Regions from separate parts of the Mus musculus genome. Here region 2 is linked to region 1. A link is a loop called in an ENCODE intact Hi-C map of the cell type or tissue named here. Cell type or tissue: left cerebral cortex. All regions are shown on one strand. Links, peaks and the distances in the headings refer to the core of each region. The heading gives the core; the rest is flanking DNA.

Region 1 (9,613 bases), core at 881-8,880:
AAAGGCACATGTCTTCCTAACTCAAACCTCCAGAGTATGAATGGTTCTTCCTATTTCAAATTAAGGGAAAAAAAAGTTCCTCTCATGTGTGTCCTCCATTTCTGGGTTTAAGTTCCAGAGGTAGTCAAATTGGCAGTCAAGAATATCAAACAAAACAAGTTACATGAATAATGCTCAAAATAATTTTGTTAAATGAAATTAAGCAAAGTCAAATTTGGCTATTGTAAGAATCAAATGAGAAAAAGTAAACTTTCAGAAGAGACGTGAGCAACATGTCAGTCACCATTCCTTCTGCATTTTCATCCTTCCTGGCAGCTTTGAAATGGCTCATGACAAGTGTCTGAAAAAGGATGAAACTTTATTTCTCTGCAACACTGAGTTTGTCTGCCCCCCACACACCCCAAGAATGAACAAACTCATCTGCAGAATGCTGAGATAACTCAGGAGCACACCAAGCCTGGTAAACAGCAGCTGCTTTATTCTGGAAACTAGAAAGAGCAAATGGTCCTGCCACTTCCTGGTGGTTTCTGCGCGTTATGTGCCCCGTGAGCATCTTCCCACAGAGACTGCTAACGTTCTGTTCTTCCTGATGCCACTTTCTACAACATCATCTGTCAGACCAGTGAGCAACTGACATATTGTATCAAATCATTCACGGGATTCTTGGCAGTATGAAATATTTCAATTCTGTCAACGCTGAAGAGTCCTCCCTCCGTGAAGTATATGGCCTGGAAGGGACAGTTATGAAGACAATCTTTACATGTTGAAATGTGAAATCTTTTAAGAGATGCCCAGGTTCAGCTGAGCCATGTATTAGGATGGGTCAATTGCTGAGACTCTTTATGCTCATTTCCCACACATCTGTCCTGCTCCGTGGTTTCACTCAGTTCTCTGTTCAACACTGCCTTCTAAAGTGACTTCTTCTATAGATAGGTGGATAGTGGCTACCAGTCATTCTCTATTATCAAAGTCCTTTGTCCCATATGATTTCAGAACATTGTTTAATGTTTTATTATTCCCCTTCACTGAAAAGTCATGTGTGTTGGTGGGGCAGGGATTGATCATAGTCAAATCTCCAGGGCATAGAACATCTGTAAATATAACTGGTATGTCAAATTTTGTTGAATAATGGAGTTGGAATGAACTATGAATTTTAGCATTTAGCTCCATCGTGTATGGTACATATTGAATGCTATCTCCAATTACATTTTAAGTGAAAAATCTGCGCCCATGAATCTTTGTAAGTAAGCTGTTTCAAGCCGAACTGATGCCAGCTTCTGTTGTCATTGATGAAGTTTACCTTTCAGTTCGAGCTATTGCTTATTATCTCTCACTGAGTAGGACTGTTGGGGTCACTACAGGGCTAAACGGGAGATACCGAAGAACATGATGTCTATATCCTGGTGCCTGGGTAGTACTGGATTCTCCACTTTTTTTTTTTTAAAGAGATGGTTTCTCTTTACTCTTATTTCACTCTTTACTATAAACAGGTCAAATTACATTTGAAATTAAAATGTTTAAAATCATGTTAAGAAGTTGACATTAATGTATATATACCATATGTGTCTCTTGTGTGAATACGTACAGAAGGCTAGCTGGAGTCAGTTTGGGCACAAAGACCCTGTCACATCCAGTCATGAGACTGTGTCTAGAAGTCTGTGCTTCACAGATGAGATTTAATACTAACTTACTGCACATCCCCCCAACACACACACACACACAAAATCAGAGGAAAGACAAAGTAGAGAAGCACTCTGAACATAATATTGAAACATGAAGTATTTTGTTACAGACCAGTTGGTAGAAATCAAAATGAGTAGTTAATAGGCAATAGCAGAAATAATGGGGGTTTGAGACCTTTAGGACCACAATGCCGATAATCATATCTGCAGTCATGAATGCAAAAAGAGGTGAGAGATAAGTGAGTGGATGGTTGTTCTTGGTTTTGTAATGGATAGATTTTGAAAAGATAAACCCCATAAAAACAAACACGTACAGATACAAATATATTTTCATGCTTATGAAAGCACTTTAATTCATCTATAAGTATAACAGGTATATATTAATAAAAATAATAATACCAAGCTACGAATTTTGTGAGCTATAATAATGACTGACTTATAAGAAATTCTCACATGAATTAATTCAATGAACATGGTGGTAATAACCAATCACTTTGTGAATGGATTTAAAACTGGCTCCAGAAAATGAAACCTCATTCTATAATCAATCCAAGCATCTATGGCTAGCCAGGTCTCACTCATGTCCTAGAGAGAACCTACTACTACCATGCTGCTAAATAATCATAGTGTTTAACCAACTCCTAATGACTTATCATTATACATAGATCAATGTATCTGCTAACCCTCACTGAGAAACTTCTATTTGTAGTAGATAGTGATTAGTAGAGACAACCACTGGCAAAGGTGAAGAGACCAAGAGACAGCAGTATTTTTAGCCCTAAAGGTAACATAGACACCACAACCCTACTCCCAAGGATTACTGCAGAAAGAGGGACAGAAAGGCTGTATGAGCCAGAGATGGATGACCGCAAGGAAAAGAGTATCTTCTGGGCACAGCTGGGCAGCTACACATATGCACTCAGGAATTTTAACAGCATGCACGAAACCTGTGCAAACCCAGATCAAGTCCCAGTGTGAAAAATGGAGTTCTCCATTCCTCTCACTCCTAGCCATGGAGTGTTGGTAATGATTAGCTCCTGAGAAAGGGAGAGACTGTTTTCCCTAAGTGTTCAAACTAACACACTGCAGTGTGGGTTGGGCGGGGGAAGCCATAATTTTTTGGCAGCACAAATTGGTCTTGAATACTTAAAAGAAAAACAAAAAACAGGACACAAATTTGGGTGAGTAGTTAGGGAAAGGGGTGGATTTCAGAAGAGTTGAGGGAAGAAGGCCTGAATATAATCAAAATGGTGTCAAAGAACTAATAGGAATTAATATTGGAAAAAATGTACATGTGCAAAATTGAAATATCAAATATAACCAGCCAGAAGTACCAATTGACAGAATTTTACCAGGCAAACTCCCATACCCCTCCACACACCACTGTGTGTGCACAGCCTGCATATTTGTGTATGTGTAAGTTCAATATTATAAGTATATTTGATATATTTTAACTCTGATAATACATGTTTTGAAAATATTACTAAAATAAAATTTGTGGATTTTTACTTCACTACTCCCTGTGTTTTGGATTATAATTTTAAAAGGAAAACTTTTAAAAATGTTATTTTTAAATTGTTCTTTTCTTCAGTCTCTTGCTAATGAGTTGCTAAGAGTTGCTAATCCAACTCTTGGTAATGCTTACAATGCCAACTACTTGGAGACAGCGTGATATCGGGATAAAGGTGTCATCAGACCTATTTCCCCCACTCCTAGCCATGGAGTTGCTGGCAATTATTAGCCAATCTTTACTCAAAGTTGGGAGATCAAGAGAATGAGCACTTCCTGAAGAAGGTTCACTGGGGTTCCTACCAGCACCAGAGATGGGAAGGGACAATTACATTCTTCAAAGAGAATTGCATTGCCATGGCTCAAAGTGCCAATGAGATTTCATAGGTTTCCTGAGAAGAACAAAGCTTATGTGTTATCATCCCAGTTTGCCGCTGCTGTCATTAACACCATGACCAAATAAAAACTTGGGTAAGACAGAGTGTATTTCATCTAACAATCCCTACGTCATAGTCCATCATTGAGGGAAGTCAGAGCAGAAACACAGTATAGGAATCTGGAGGCCAAAACTGGACCAAAATCAGAGACCATGATGGAACACCACTTACTGCCTTGTTCCCCATGGCTTGCTCATCTTGCTTTCTTATATAACTTAGGACCACTTGATAAGGGATAGCACCATGCACAGTAGGCTAGTCTCTTCCACATCAACCATCATGAAGAAAATGCTCACAGTTATACCAACAGGCTAATCTGACGGAGGCGGTTCCTCCAAGGAGGCACCTCCTTTCCAGCTGATACTAGTTTGCATCAAGCTGACAACAAGTACCCAGCATGGCTGCACTTTGTCGGCACACTGACACGCATCAGCACATACATGCAGAAGCACCAATATCCCAAAATTCCTCTGGATACAGAAAGTTGAAATGAGACTTCTTCTTCTGTTGTCTTGTGTAAAGATCTCATACCATAGTACAAACTGACCTCAAGCTTGAGGCAATGCCCCTGCCTTAGCTTTCTAAGTGCTGAGAGCAGATGCATGAATTACTAAACTTCTCTGAGATGAAACTTACACATATGCATTCAGGTAGTATTACCAAAGTTAGAATGCTCTAAAGGTTAATAGGCAATTTTAATTTAGGACTTTTATGCCTGGCATTTTGGTCTAGGACTGCTTTGTCCTATTTGATAACTGTTAGCTACCCAGGGCTACTAAAGATGTGTTAAGTATATTATTTTATATTTTGGGTGTTGAATGGATACTTGTATCTATGTATTTATACATATGTGCTATGTTTGTGGAAACCAGAGGGCAGGATTGATTCCTCTGAAACTGTAGTGCAGACAGTTGTGAGCAGCCATGTGAGTGCCGGAACCTGAACCTGGGCCCTCTACAGAGTATCCAGTGCACTTAACCATAACATAAATGCAGAGGACCTAGCTCAGACCCATGCAGACTCTGTGATTGTCACTTCAGTGTTTGTGAATCCCTATGAGCCTTGCTTAGTTAATTCTGAGGGCTGTGTTCTGCTGATGTCCTTGACCCCTTTGGCTTCTAGAATCCTTCCTCCCTCTCTTCTGCAGGGTTCTCCCTGACTCTGCCTAGTATTTGGCTGTGATTCTAGGCATCTGCTCCCATCAGTTGCTGATGAAGCCTCTCTATTGATGATTGGCCTAGGCACACATCTGTGAATATAGCAAGATATCATTAGGAATCATTCCATTTACTTTGATTTTTTTTCTTTCAGTCATGTTAGTTTTATCCTAGATCTCTGCCTGTTGAGCCTGAGGTACCTGGCCATCCAGGGACTGTTAGGCATGGACACTCTCTTGTCATGTGAACATCAAGTTAGACTAGTCATTTCTGGTTGGTCATTCCCACAAGTTCTATGCTACCAAGGTAATATTATTCCTATGCCATCATTTCATTTTTCATGGAACACAATGCTCATATTCTTTTTATCCCTGATCTAAGTGCTATAGATGCGTTATCTTATTGAACAAGTTATAGATTTGGACAGTCTATAAAAAATTGTCAGAATAAATATACAACTCAATAGAATAAAAATTTTCAAAATCATTGAAGCTATTGAACATATTTAATATATTGATCAATAACTGTGATGTAATTAAAAATGAAAGTAGTAGCTAAGAGAATAGAAGATAATTATTAGGTAAAATACAAGGAGGAAAGATGTGTCCTAACAGAAGGGTTAAAAAGTCAAGTTCTCTTTTTACAGAAATACTCTGAAAAACAGTTTTCTGGAGTGTTCACCAGGGACAAATGTCACATAAAATAGCCTACTCATGTCATTATGGAATAGAACACAGGGATGAGAGGTGATGATTACAGAGTGCCCTCTTCAATCAGAAGTTGGATAAAAAAAAACCACAGATCAGGTACGAATTCCATGTCATTTGAAAAAGAGAACCAGGTAATGCAAGAATTCCAGAGGAGGGCAGCAAAGCTAAGACAGTGGGAATGACTCAGGCTGAAGGAACAGAGAAACCCGTTCAACAAAGTGCTTTTCAGATCCTTTCTGGCCTGGAGGACTCCCCTGTTGTGATTTGCTTTGCTAGAATAAGAATATGTGGAATCACACCCAATTACCAGATTCTCTTGGTATTTATTTCCATTTGAAATGTGCATCGTAAGGCACAGGGATGTGGCATTTGACTTCAAGAAGTGATGCTCGGCTTCAATTGCTTATACCTGGACAATATAAATTAAAGTAGACTAACAGTTGCATCCATGATTGTATTGTTTCTCCTTGTTTGTATTTTCATAAGGGAATGATATGAAGTTATGGCTGGCAAGCTAAAATGTGTGCTTATTGGAATATACTCATTGGTCGGCATGATTGGGATGTTTATACTAATAAATACAAAAGGTTTAAGAATAATTGGGCTTTTAAAAATATGTAATCTATGTTCTAATTTGTTACAAGAGACTGGTTGGAGTTGGGAGCAAAAGTGATGGCAAAGAGAAAGGGGTGTCAGGCCTGTGGGACCATGCTACCAGACAGGAAGAAGAACTGGTAAGGCTGAGCAAGCTCAAACATGGAGAATCTCAGAGATTTGAGAATGGCAGGAATAGAGCCACTTCCTATCTCTGTACTTGCTCCAGAACACACAACCAGGAGACACAACTGAGAGAACCATGGGCAGTCAGTCACTTAGCATAGCACCTGGAATTCTTCTTCATGCTAATGAGGCATCTAGGTAGCCCTAGCCTTCAGCCAATGGCCTTCGATTCCTGGATATTCTCATTCCTTTCCCCCAAGATGTATAGAATCCCTGGTTACCCTGAGTAAAGTGTGTGCTCCAACATCCACCCCAAATAAAGCAATATGAACAAGCAAGGGTCATCTCAGAGAGCTACTTCATTAAAGATCACCACAGGAAGCCCTTTGTCGAAAAGAGCCAGGCCTATGACTCCCAAAAGTAGCTTTGCTCTTCTCCCACCTCTCCTGGTACTGGTCACTCTCTTCCAATCAGACTGGATCCCTGCTTGTCTCCGGCTCTGCCTCCTCCTTCCTGACTGGTGTGCACATGCCCTAAGGAGAAGTATAGATCTAAATCTCTGTTCCTGACTCCCTCTCTAGGCAGTACACCAGGGATGTACTGCCTAAGGGAAACACGGGTTGTCTACTTTCTCTTCTGGTCTCTGCTCTGCCTTCTTCCCATCAGCGGAATCTGGGCAGAGAGGCAGAACACAGTATAACAAATGGGGGCGGGATGGGGGGGGCACATTTAACTTAGTTCTCAATTTAACCATTAAGTCCTATTAGTTTGAGTGACGGCATGCTTTCTTTAGAGTTAACTCATGAAACTAATTTTAGTTAAAAGGCTGTTTCCCTCTACCTACAATTTCTAACGGGAAGATTCCTTGAGTAGTCAATGTGCACTTTTTAAATATTATGTTTGTGCGTTGCTATCAAACTAAAAGTGCTATGTATAGAACTATAAAAACAGTGGGTGGCATAAAACCTGAATGTCTTAACATGCTATAAGCTCATCAGTGTCTATACATTTTTACAGTGGCTATACATTTGTCATTGTATATTTACTTTTTTGATTAACTGAAAATTCAGTCAAAAATCTACTCTTTCAAATGAAATTTGTAAAATAGGAGGAAATATTTTAAAAAGACAACAGAGAATATACTGAGAATGTCTTTTTTTTAAAAATATTTTTATTACATATTTTCCTCAATTACATTTCCAATGCTATCCCAAAAGTCCCCCATACCCTCCCCTCCCACTTCCCTACCCACCCATTCCCATTTTTTTGGCCCTGGCATTCCCCTGTACTAGGGCATATACAGTTTGGGTGTCCAATGGGCCTCTCTTTCCAGTGATGGCCGACTAGGCCAGCTTTTGATAAATATGCAGCTAGAGTCAAGAGCTCCGGGGTATTGGTTAGTTCATAATGTTGTTCCACCTATAGGGTTGCAGATCCCTTTAGCTCCTTGGGTACTTTCTCTAGCTCCTCCATTGTGGGCCCTGTGATCCATCCAATAGCTGACTGTGAGCATCCACTTCTGTGTTTGCTAGGCCCCGGCATAGTCTCACAAGAGACAGCTACATCTGGGTCCTTTCAACAAAATCTTGCTAGTGTATGTAATGGTGTCAGCGTTTGGAAGCTGATTATGGGGTGGATCCCTGGATATGGCAGTCTCTACATGGTCCATCTTTCGTCTCAGCTCCAAACTTTGTCTCTGTAACTCCTTCCATGGGTGTTTTGTTCCCAATTCTAAGGAGGGGCATAGTGTCCACACTTCAGTCTTCATTCTTCTTGAGTTTCATGTGTTTAGCAAATTGTATCTTATATCTTGGGTATCCTAGGTTTGGGGCTAATATCCACTTATCAGTGAGTACATATTGTGTGAGTTCCTTTGTGAATGTGTTACCTCGCTCAGGATGATGCCCTCCAGGTCCATCCATTTGGCTAGGAATTTCATAAATTCATTCTTTTTAATAGCTGAGTAGTACTCCATTGTGTAGATGTACCACATTTTCTGTATCCATTCCTCTGTTGAGGGGCATCTGGGTTCTTTCCAGCTTCTGGCTATTATAATTAAGGCTGCTATGAACATAGTGGAGCATGTGTCCTTCTTACCGGTTGGGACATCTTCTGGATATATGCCCAGGAGAGATATTGCTGGATCCTCCGGTAGTACTATGTCCAATTTTCTGAGGAACCGCCAGACTGATTTCCAAAGTGGTTGTACAAGCCTGCAATCTCACCAACAATGGAGGAGTGTTCCTCTTTCTCCACATCCTTGCCTACTACTGAGAATCTCTTATTGTGGATTCTGATCTCACCAGGCATGTAGTTTATCCTTGAACTCCAAATTCATTTTCCAGAGTTTTATTTTTGTCTTGCTCACTGGTGTAAGCTGCCCACGACTTACTGTATTTGGGGCTCTTCCCAGGTCCTCTGTGTCTTCTCCAGCCGTTTCTTTCAACCTAAACTAGCCTCGCACCTCCTTTTGAAATGCTGCCTGTTTTTAAGATCTAGAATGGCTATGTGGCATTCTCCTTTTACTATGTGACTCAGTCTAAAAATTCAAATTTTTCTGAAAATTTGAATTGATCTGCATATCCATTCATCGCTGTGCTCCTAGAACATGGATATGGCTATTGCATCAGGGTGTCTAGTTTGAAGATTTTTAAAGTTTCAGTAGAAACTGATATACTTTACATATATTTCATCAATGTGCCTAATAGGATTTTCATCAAAAGTCTCAAACACTTTAGGAATTATCTTATATTTTAGTGGGTGGTTTGAGGATCTATTTTTTGACTTTCCATGTGCCTAGTGAGTGAAGAAAGGTTTGAACCAGAGCAGCCATGGCAATAACAATGTGACGTGTCTGTGTCAGAAGAATATGAGATCGGGTTTGAGCCTTGTTTTTCTCAAGTGTAAATTGGAAACATGCAACCTGTATGTTAGGTCATAAAGCAGGCCCAGAAAATGACAGAGTTGATGGCAATGACTAGACCCCCTCCTGGAGCTGGGTTTTGCTAGGCTGAAACCTCACCTGAGCTAGATTTTGCTAGGAAACAGAAACTTAAAGTATTTCTCAAAAGCCCATAACAGCTGGCTGCACACTGCTAACTGCCACTGTCAGCACCTCATCGGTCTGAAGAAGTCCCAAAGCCAGCCACCTGGCTGATTCAGCTTTTGTGCAGCCTCTCCCAGCTACACACTCTTATAAAACCTATCCAGTTTTTGTAACAGCTGCCTTCCTCTATGTTTGGAGGTGGCCCTCCAGTTTTTGATAAGCTATTTCTTCTCTCCATGGGCAGTGGCCACATCCAGCGATTTCTTACTTGCTGTGCCTCTGTACACTGCACAGCTATTGTGAAGACCAGAAACAAGTTATAAGAAGTACTGTGCCGAGGTTAATTATGTAA
Region 2 (9,613 bases), core at 516-8,515, 200 kb after region 1:
TTAATTATTATGAGCAGAGACTAAAAGAAAGGCCACCGAGGGACTGCCCCACCTGGGGATACATCCCACATGCAGACACCAAACCCAAACACTATTAATGATGCCAAGAAGTGCTTGCTGACAGGATCCTGATACAGCTGTCTCCTGAGAGGCTCTGCCAGATCCTGACCAATACAGATGCAGATGCTTACAGCCAACCATTGGACTGAGCACAGGGAACCCAGTGGAGGAGTTGGGGAAAGGAATGAAGGAGCTGAAGGGGCCTTATCTGGCATCAGTGGGAGTGATGCCTCAATGTAGAGGAATACTAGGGTGATGAGGTGGGTGGGAGAGCACCCTCATAGAAGCAGGGGGAGGAGGATGGGATAGGGAGTTTGCAGTGGGGAAACCAGAAAAGGGGAAAACATTTGAAATGTAAACAAATAAAGTATCCAAATTAAAAAAAGGAAGATTTACTTATTACATTCAAAATACTAACATTAAATGCCCATAAAGACAGAAGCAGCTACTGCTGGGTACTAACTGTCCTCCATGTCTTTATCCCTAGGTTAAGCCCTTAATTTACATGGTTGCCAGGGTCACCTTATGAGTCAGGAGGGCTTATCCTCATGAGTCACACCCACAGCCAGGCTCCCCTGTCTCAAATGTAGCATCTGGCGCCCGCTGACATGTTGGTTTGTAATCATTCTCTGGCCAAATTATATTCCTATTTTATCTTTTCAACCATCTTGAGAACTCATTAAGGAAAATGTCTCCACTTCCCAGCTTCTACCTAGAGGCAACCAAGTCATAAAAATCTCCGTGCCTACACTGAAGTGTACCCAAAGCCAAGTGTGAAGCTAGTAAAATTAAAACTTGCTTTTAAGGGAATTTTGAAGGTTTTTTTTTTTTTATTACAAAAATAAAGACACCATTTAAAATAGGGAGGGGGCATAGTAAAAAAAAAAATTATTAAGACCAGTATCCATAAAAGTCAAGCAGAAATCTATTTTCAAGATTTTTCAAACATTTTAATTTGTGATCTGGTATCATTTATGATTTTTTTCTTTCAAAAAATTTAGATTTACTTATTATGCGTTTGAGTGTTTTGCCTGCATGTATGTATGTGGGTGTAGGGAACTGAACCAGGGCTCTCTGCAGAAATAGCAAGTGCTCTAAACTGCTGAGCCACCTCTTGAACCACTTTTTCTCCCATATGTATATCTGTGTCTAGTCCAAGGCACAGATTGACAACGAGCTGCAGTGTGTGATATGTTGTAGTAACAAAGTCTAAGTCACTAGCTTCAGATTTCTATTCTCACACATATAGAAGTCTGCAAACTATGGCTCCAGATATGGAAGTCAGGACCCAGGGTTTTCATGTCAGCTTTCACAGTGGCTCCAGCCTACCTGAAGATGTCAAGGGTCTGCACCTCTGAGAGCCCTGACTGGGATCCACGTGGTCACTTCCTCTCCTACTCCACAGCAGGACATTGATTTCGTAACTAATACTGGTCTAGGAAGGTAACCTCAGGACCATGCATTAGGTCCCTTGTAACTTCAATCTCCTATGGTCTGCTGATTGCCCCTATTATCTTCTTCATGTCGAATTTGCCACAGAGTAAATCTAGGAAAATGGTTTTCATTCTCAAGCTACAAGTATAATACAGACATTTTGAAGTAGTTTAACAACATTTTGAATAACTCATAAAGAAAGAGTATGTTTTAAGCTAGATTACTAAATATTTAAACAAAATTTGATAGAACTGATCTATACTTACTGGAAGAAGATTTCTGATATTATTAGATTATAAAATATAGTCATATATAATGAAATCCTCATCTTAAGAAAATTGTTTAAAATGAATCTTTGTATATAATGTGGGAAGAAAACACCAAGGAAGTCTCTTAAAGATAATACTTATTGTTGTATGTGTGTATGATATGTTTGAGGTCAATGGCATGTACCATTGTGTGTGTGTGTGTGTGTGTGTGTGTGTGTAGACCAGAGGACTACTGCTAGGGATAGTCACCTACTTTTCACATGTAGGATCCAAACTCGAATTCAGATTGCCAGGCCTGGCATCAAGTGCCTTTGCACACAGAGCCATTACAAAAACCCCAATATTGACTTTTTAAAAGGAAGACATTTTGTTCTTGTTCCCTAAGGTCAAAGGCAGGACTCTCTCTCACACACACACACACACACACACACACACACACACACGATTACTGACTGATAAATGAATACACATTCACAACAACCCCTGCCACATATCCCAAGGGCTTGTTCTGTGAGTTTCTTATCATTTTATGAGGTAAAATGCTAAGCTATCACAGATTTACAAGGGCTAAACTATATTTTTAAAAGAAAATTCCGGAATACAGACCAGTGTGGGTAAAAAGCACAGTACATAAAGTCAGGTGCCATAAGTTCAAATGATAATTTTATTCACTAATTAACTGTGTGGCCTTACCCTGTATTCTCAACCCATCTCTATGCTAAGGCAAAAGGTCTCTTTCCAAGTATGAATGAAAATACCTCCTTGCTGTAGTCTAATCTGAGGTGCAAATGATACGACACACATTACAATGAGCTGAGAAGTAATGACCAAATGCTATTGGGCAGATTTTGGTTTATCATCTATATATTTTGTTGTGTTGTGTTTTTGGTTTTGGGTTTTTTTTTTTTTTTTTTTTTTTTTTTTTTTTTTTTTTTTTTTTTTTTATGACAGGGTCTCACTGGGTAGCCCTGGCTGTCCTGGAACTCTCAGAAGTCTGCTTGCATCTGCCTCCCAGGAGCTGCCAACCCTCACAGGCTTCTTGGGTAAATTTTGTATTAGAAGCTCAGTACCTACTCCAGTTTCAAAATAAATTTCACATGCAATTCTACATTTCTCTCTTGTAATTTTCCTAAAGTCAAAATCAGAACTGTTTGTATCAACATTTTTGTTACTTCCCCAAAACATTCTAAACTTAGATTTTTACCTTTTGTATCAAATTATGCTTACAAATGTCTTTATTCATATTTTCCTTACCCATGACACTATTTGAATTGTTAAGTAGGGTTTCAACATTAAGGAGTTTGGCCAGAAACAGCTTCTTACCCCACTTCAGTGTCTTTACCCACCTTTCTGCCTTTCAAACCACCTTCTAGATTTCTAAAAGCAATGACTACAACATTTACAGACAAGGTTAAAAGATGGTATCCATGGAAGCATAAACGGGGATGACAGAGGGCTGAAGGGATGTTTCAGAGGTGTTCCATGGGAAATGTGCTTGCCTCATAAGCATGAGGACCAGAGCTAGGGTTCCTAGCCTTCTCACAAACACCAAATGCATTCCTGAAATCCAGTGAACAAGCTGGCTAGCTAGACTAGACAAGTGGACGACGGATGCCTCAATACATAAGATGGAGACGGATGGAGGAAGGCACGTGATGTCAACCTACACGCATGTGCGTGCAGATGTGCATAGCTAAAATGAATATGCCTCCTCTGCCTCCTAAATGAAGCCAGTGTTGGAAAGATTTACTCAATGGAGACTTTTATTAGAACACAGAGTTTACCCCAAAGCATGGATCATGACATGCATTTTTCTTAGTCTACAGACATTGAGACGACACAGATTCATTAGTTTGTTGTGATTGTCCACTTGTCCTTTTAGAAATTAATACCAGAGTGCTGGAGAGATGGCTAGGCAGCTATGAGCACTTGTCGCTCTTTCATAGGACCTGTGTTCACTTCCAGCACCAGTATGGTAGCTCACAACTGTCTATAATTCCAGTTCTGGTGCACACAGCACTGTTTTCTGGCCTTTGAGGACACCAGGTGTGAATGCAGGGTACAAACATTCACTCAGAGAAACCATTCATACATGTAAAATAAAAATAATTAAAAAAAAAACCCTGATACATCATGATCATCATAAATAGCAAGATATATCTGAAAGAATTTTTTATCAACTTGGACATTTTCATTAGGAAAAATAGATGTATGGCAGACAGTCTTACTTGAAAATGACCAATTTTCCTTATCCTATAGAATTCAATACTACAAATAAAAGTCAAATAAGCATAAGAGATTTGAAAGCTCTTAATGGACACATTCATTGATTGAAAAGGTTTGTTGTTGCTGTGGTTGTTGTTTGTTTGTTTACATTCCTGTATTTAGTTTGTGAGGTATACACACATGTGCACGTGACACTACGGTGCTTGTGTGGAGGTCAGAGAGCAACTTGTGCGAGCTGATTCTCCATATGAATCCTGGGTATCAAACTCAGGTCATCCCACTTAGGAGTTAGCATCTTTACATCCTCTGAGGCCCGCGGTTCTCAACCTTTCTGATGCGTCCAACCTCATGTTGTGGTGATCCTAAACTATAAAATTATTTCGTTCCTATTTAATAACTGTAATTTTGTTTCAATGCAATCTATCTGATATGTGATGGGGTCTGGACCCACCTCTTCCTAGACCAGTAGTAACTTTGAACTTGGTAGATGTTTCAGATGCTCAGAGTCTAAGAAATCTCACCTCCTTTATTTTTTTATTGCATATTTCAGACCTCAATACTTACTAAGACATGGTAACTATGTAATAAATATTTGTAGTGATTAACATGTATTTAGGCAGCGAAATATGAATAATAATAAAAATAATTTGCAATGCACAAAGTATATTATACATATATACATATTCAGTTACATGTAGAAATATACATATATTTCAATATGTGGAACCTTTTCAAGTGGTAAGCTACTACGGGAGACATAAAGGCTTCAAGTAGACCAGGTTTAGAGGTCTAGCGAGGGTCTTTAAAGTGATATTCTATAGTCTTTTAATAGGTCATGATCTCTGAAGACTGTCATTTGGCTTGGAATTTATCTCTGAGGTCTCCCTATCACAGAAAATAAAAATGGAAGGAATCTTAGATGTGAACCCCCAGCAGGCTACTTTTGTAGGAAGCCCTTCAACACTCCCCCTCCCCCTGTTGAAATTTTCCTCCTCTCTAAGTTGGTAGAAAATGTAATTGGTTTGTGGCCATTTGCTTCAAAAGGCTTAGAAAGAGATAATTTCTTCCAATCAGCTCATCATTGTAAAGATCACAAACTGAGATCTGTAAAGGCCAAGACTCGCCCAAGAGCTCAAGGCAAATGAATGAATGCTTTAGTGTAAACACATCCGGAATAACGAGTCTTAGACCTACTTGACCCATTGTCCTAATCCGAGGTTCACAGAAATGGTAGAGAAAACAAGTGCTGATTGAGAACTAGAGGAAAGGGTAGGAGGCAGTCATTAGCAAATCCCTGGGCTGGGGTCACCTGCTCTCCAGGATCAAAACAGTGAAACAAGCCATTCACAAGCACATCAAGGGCGAGGAGCCATTGTTTTCAGAACCAGCTGTGGCGAATCTACTGAACAGTGGCCTTGGGACAGCTGCAGCTGCTGCAAGGGGAGGGTGGAGGAGAGCAAACTACAGCAGGCTGCAAGGACCCCGCCGCGCCACCTCCCGGCCAGCTGGGAGGCATTTCTGCGCTAAGTGCATTGGACTAAACCACCCTTTGAACCAAGGCAAAACATAAACGGCTCACAGCAGGCCCAGATCCGCGCAGTAACTGCCGGCCTTTAGCAGGCTAGTGCGGGAGAATCCGCGGCTGGCAGCTGCAGAGTGGTGCGCAGGGAGTAGCTCTATCAGAAAGTAGAGCCGAATGAGCTGCCAGGGCACCCCGTGACCGAGCAAAGTCCTCAGGGTTCAAGCTTAGCTGTAGCCGAGTCCAGAGGCGCGCTCCCGCACACCTCCTCCCAGCTTCTCCCCCCCCCCCCCCCCCCGCTCCTGTGCCACCCTCTCGGGTCCCAGGCCCCGGGTCCCCAAGTCGCCTCTGACGCATCACACTCACCATCTCCTGTCTGAGGATGTGCAGTTTGGTCTCTAACCTCTCCAGGGCGCTGGGGTGGCTACGTCGTGGAGAGCCAGAGGCAGGGGAGGATGACGACGAGGAGGACACGGAGGGCGCAAAGCTGCTGCAGCTACTGCTGCTGCTGCAGCTCCCACCAACCCCGCTGGGGTCCGCAGCCCCTTCCCGAGGCGCCAGCTCCTCCCCGCGCAGCGAGCGCGCTAGGCTCTCGGGCACTTTGCGCCCCAGCTTCAGCTCGATGTCTCTGAGGTCTGGCAGCGGGCTGTCTTCCATGACTCTTTGCGAGGGGCGACACTGACAGTAAAGGCAGAGGGCGCGAGGAGGCGGCGGCGGCGGCCTGGCGGACTCCGGAGCTCAGTACTGGGCTCCTCTGGCCGGGCCTGAGTCCCCGCGGTCGCCCGTGCGCTCCATGCCCCGGGCGCAGTCGGCAGATCTGCACCCGGCTGCAGTTTCAGGCTCTGCCGCTCCACAGCCAGCAAGATTAGCCAGATCGCTTCATTCCTTTCCTAGCTGGCCACTCCACCGCCAAGTTGAGTTAATTGATACTGCAGAGAAGAAGGGCAAAAGCTAGTACGTTATACCGAGAGACCCAAGAGAGAAATGGAACCTGCTCGATGCGGGGAAATTCCCATTTCAAACTGTCCATTCACATCCCAGCGCGGTTCACGGTGCCCATCTGGTATTACACCACACAGAATAACGAGGTGGCCACACTCCCGGGTCGTTTCATTTTCCAGCCATATGTCGCCAAGGATCAGACTATCTTAGACGGTCAGGAAAAAAAAAAAAAAATCTGATCAATGAAAGAAGTGGGTTCGTCCTGTGTGTAGGCGGTGTAGGCGCATTTTAGAAAGAAAAAAGAAAAAGACACGGTTAGCTTAGCTGGGGTTCAAGGGCTTCCTGGTTGCTGCAGCAGTGTCCTTTCCTTTTAGTCGGTCTCATCCAAGTCATTGTGTTCCTCCGAGCCTCGGAAACTTTAAACTCGACTGGCAGGTGGACCAAAGCAGAGCCAACCCCTGTACCGTATGTCACAGACAAGAAGGGCAGCAAAATCTTCCCAACCCTGATGTTAAGAAACTGAAATGCAAATCCTGCCTCAGCTGAGCATACCCATATTAGGTTACTAAGTTAAAAGTTGCCCTGCTGAAGTCCCCTGACAGCTACAACCTGTAGAACACATTTTTAACATTAGAGGCAGAAGAATGGCTAAATTTTATGTCGTTTTCCACCCCCCCCCCCAACTTTCCTAAAAGCCAATTACACATAGCATTAGAATTCTTGCCCAATAACTCCACAAAGAACGGAGAAATTCAATCGATAAATAGTTCAGTGAAGTTGAACAAATTTTTATGTACTATTTGATTCGCAAAATATTCAGTATTATTAATGTGTTTGATGTTAAAAAATGCATTTAAGCCGTGCAGTGGTGGCACACGCCTTTAATCCCAGCACTTAGAGGCAGAGGCAGAGGCAGAGGCAGAGGCAGAGGCAGAGGCAGAGGCAGAGGCAGAGGCAGAGGCAGAGGCAGAGGCAAGTGGATTTCTGAGTTCGAGGCCAGCCTGGTCTACAGAGTGAGTTCCAAGACAGCTACATCTATACAGAGAAACCCTGTCTCAAAAATTAAAAAAAAAATGCATTTAAACAATAAAAATTTTAAGAAAAAAATGGTTCAGTGAAAATGTACAAGAAGATATAATTGTGTTGCCAATATTCCAGCATACTACCCCAAGCAGAAATGAAGAACAGAATAACCAGAGCATGTATGTGTTTGTATATATATATATAAATACTGAGGGGGCAGGAGAATTTTAAATGGAAGAAATTGCTGAAGCATTCCTCTTTAATTATGGAAGAAAAACTCTGAGAGTAACTAGTGAAATCATACTTGTTTTCTTTGATAATTTCTATATAATTTGCTGCTATTTAGGAAGAACCACAACTTTGTAAACCATTAATCTAGAATACATCTACCAAGTAAATCAGCAACAAGTACATAGATTATAAGATTGCTTGAACATTGTATTTGTGTCAGTGAGAGTTGAGAATAGTATTTTCAACCCACCAAACTATAATTTTAGGTTTCCATTGAAGTATTTCCAATACTTTTTGTCTGGGACCTACTCATTTGTGTCCTCTGTTCCTCTGGCCTCCTTTCCCATTCAGCTTTTCCATTCCAAACAACATAGATAAATGGAGTTTGGAGTTTGTTCATGTCATCTTCACATCCAAGAAACCTTAAAAGGAGAAAAAGCAGAGACTTTCTGAAGGAAATATCTCATGGCAGGGAAAACGTTGCTGAAATTGTCTTGTCAATAAGCCAGACCTTTGCATGTGTTAAAACTGTTTTTAAAAGGAAAAAAGGAAAAAAAAATTAAATGTTGTAAGTTAGGTGGCTCATTTCAAAATCAGAACTACCATTTATGGAATCAAAGAGGGACCAACTTAAATCGCAACTCTCCCATAAAACTGCATGCATTGTTTGAAAGCTGGCAAACCACAAGTTCATTGCATGAGGATTGCACTGTGGCATGTAATTATGGACGCTTCTCATTTGAGTCACGGACAGCTTTTTATTATAAACTGTACAAAGTCCAATTCAGAGCTGAATGCAAAGTAAACCCCAAGGATTCAATACCTAGTTAGATCTTCGTTGGACAAGTCATTTTCCAGTTATCATCAGTGAAGTGCCTATCTGTAACTAAGACAGAAGTTGACCTTATAATAAAAAGAGTATGATGGCCGGGTGGTGGAGGAAGATCCCTTAAATCCCAGCACTCAGGAGGGAGAGGCAGGAAGATCTTGGAGCTGGAGGCCAGCCTGGTCTCCAGAGCAAATTCCAGGACTGCCGGATATACACTAAGAAATCCTGTTTGGAAACAAACAAACAAGTAGATTGCATATAGTTAACATTTTGTTCTTGTGAAATGTAAAACACATTTAAGCATTTAAAGAAAATCTTCGTTATGTTGTTTTTAAAGTGTTCTTTATGATGTCTTATGATATATTTGTTTAAAATGGAAATGTTTTGAATGCCAGTTTGGGGAACAATTTAGAACTATAATCCTTACTAGGCCTAAAATAGAATATGGTAGACTTTTCTTCTCTGTGGTTTGATATGATGATATTTCTCATTCCAAATTTCTGAAAATTGGATTTTTTAAGTTTTAGTCTTGAGTACATTTTCTGTTCATCTTCAAGATGTATATATATGTATCTCTGAGGAAATGTATGAGAGGGTTGGCCAGTAGCCCGTGCCTTGATGTGGGAAATAAGACATAAGCTGCCATAGTGAGATCTAGATGGGCAGTGGGCAGGATATAGCGTCCCCAGCAGTGCAAGAGGGAAACCAGGGAGAAGAAAGCAGACAAGGAGAGACACACCCTGACCACACTCTTTTAACGGCTCCCTGCCCATTCCTACTTATCCAGTGCAGTGCTTGCCAGTGCACTGTGTTTACCCAGGCCTAATGTCCTGAAACAGAACTGTAAAAACATTGGGTTTGTGTGTGGCAGTTTTTACGCTTTAGTAGGTGATAGGTCTGGGGACTGCATTGGTTCTGACTTACATTAGTCTTTCTACTTTATTAAGATGCATACGCGAATAAGAATGGATGTTAAAGTATGGAAAATAGAAAGACTGAACTTCCTCTCCTGTCAGGTTGTGTTCACAGAGAAGAAAGGAGGCCTCTTATTTATTATAGAAAATCCCTGTTGGTTGATTA

The links. Peaks named below come from ENCODE experiments on the same cell type or tissue, not always from the same donor. Only the 100,000 strongest peaks of a DNase experiment are listed, where the experiment ranks them.
Region 2: a loop joins it to region 1, with 3 times the contacts of the local background. A loop is called at or near these places in 1 of 42 quality-filtered maps.

The regions. Positions count from the first base shown.
Region 1 is chr4:81,107,555-81,117,167 of GRCm38, reverse strand. No RefSeq gene overlaps it. Among named protein-coding and RNA genes, the nearest start is that of Lurap1l, 200 kb to the right of the region's middle. In left cerebral cortex, for the core only: a CTCF peak has its summit at 5,634 (motif pointing right); DNase peaks (open chromatin) are centred at 5,666 and 8,615.
Region 2 is chr4:80,907,907-80,917,519 of GRCm38, reverse strand. It overlaps Lurap1l (leucine rich adaptor protein 1-like), which reads right to left and starts at 6,834. Exons shown (of 2, transcript NM_026821.5): 1 at 5,875-6,834. The coding sequence starts at 6,165. In left cerebral cortex, for the core only: CTCF peaks have their summits at 5,484 (motif pointing left) and 6,373; DNase peaks (open chromatin) are centred at 5,524, 6,145, 6,278, 6,864 and 3 more places; H3K4me3 peaks cover 2,955 bases; H3K27ac peaks cover 2,188 bases.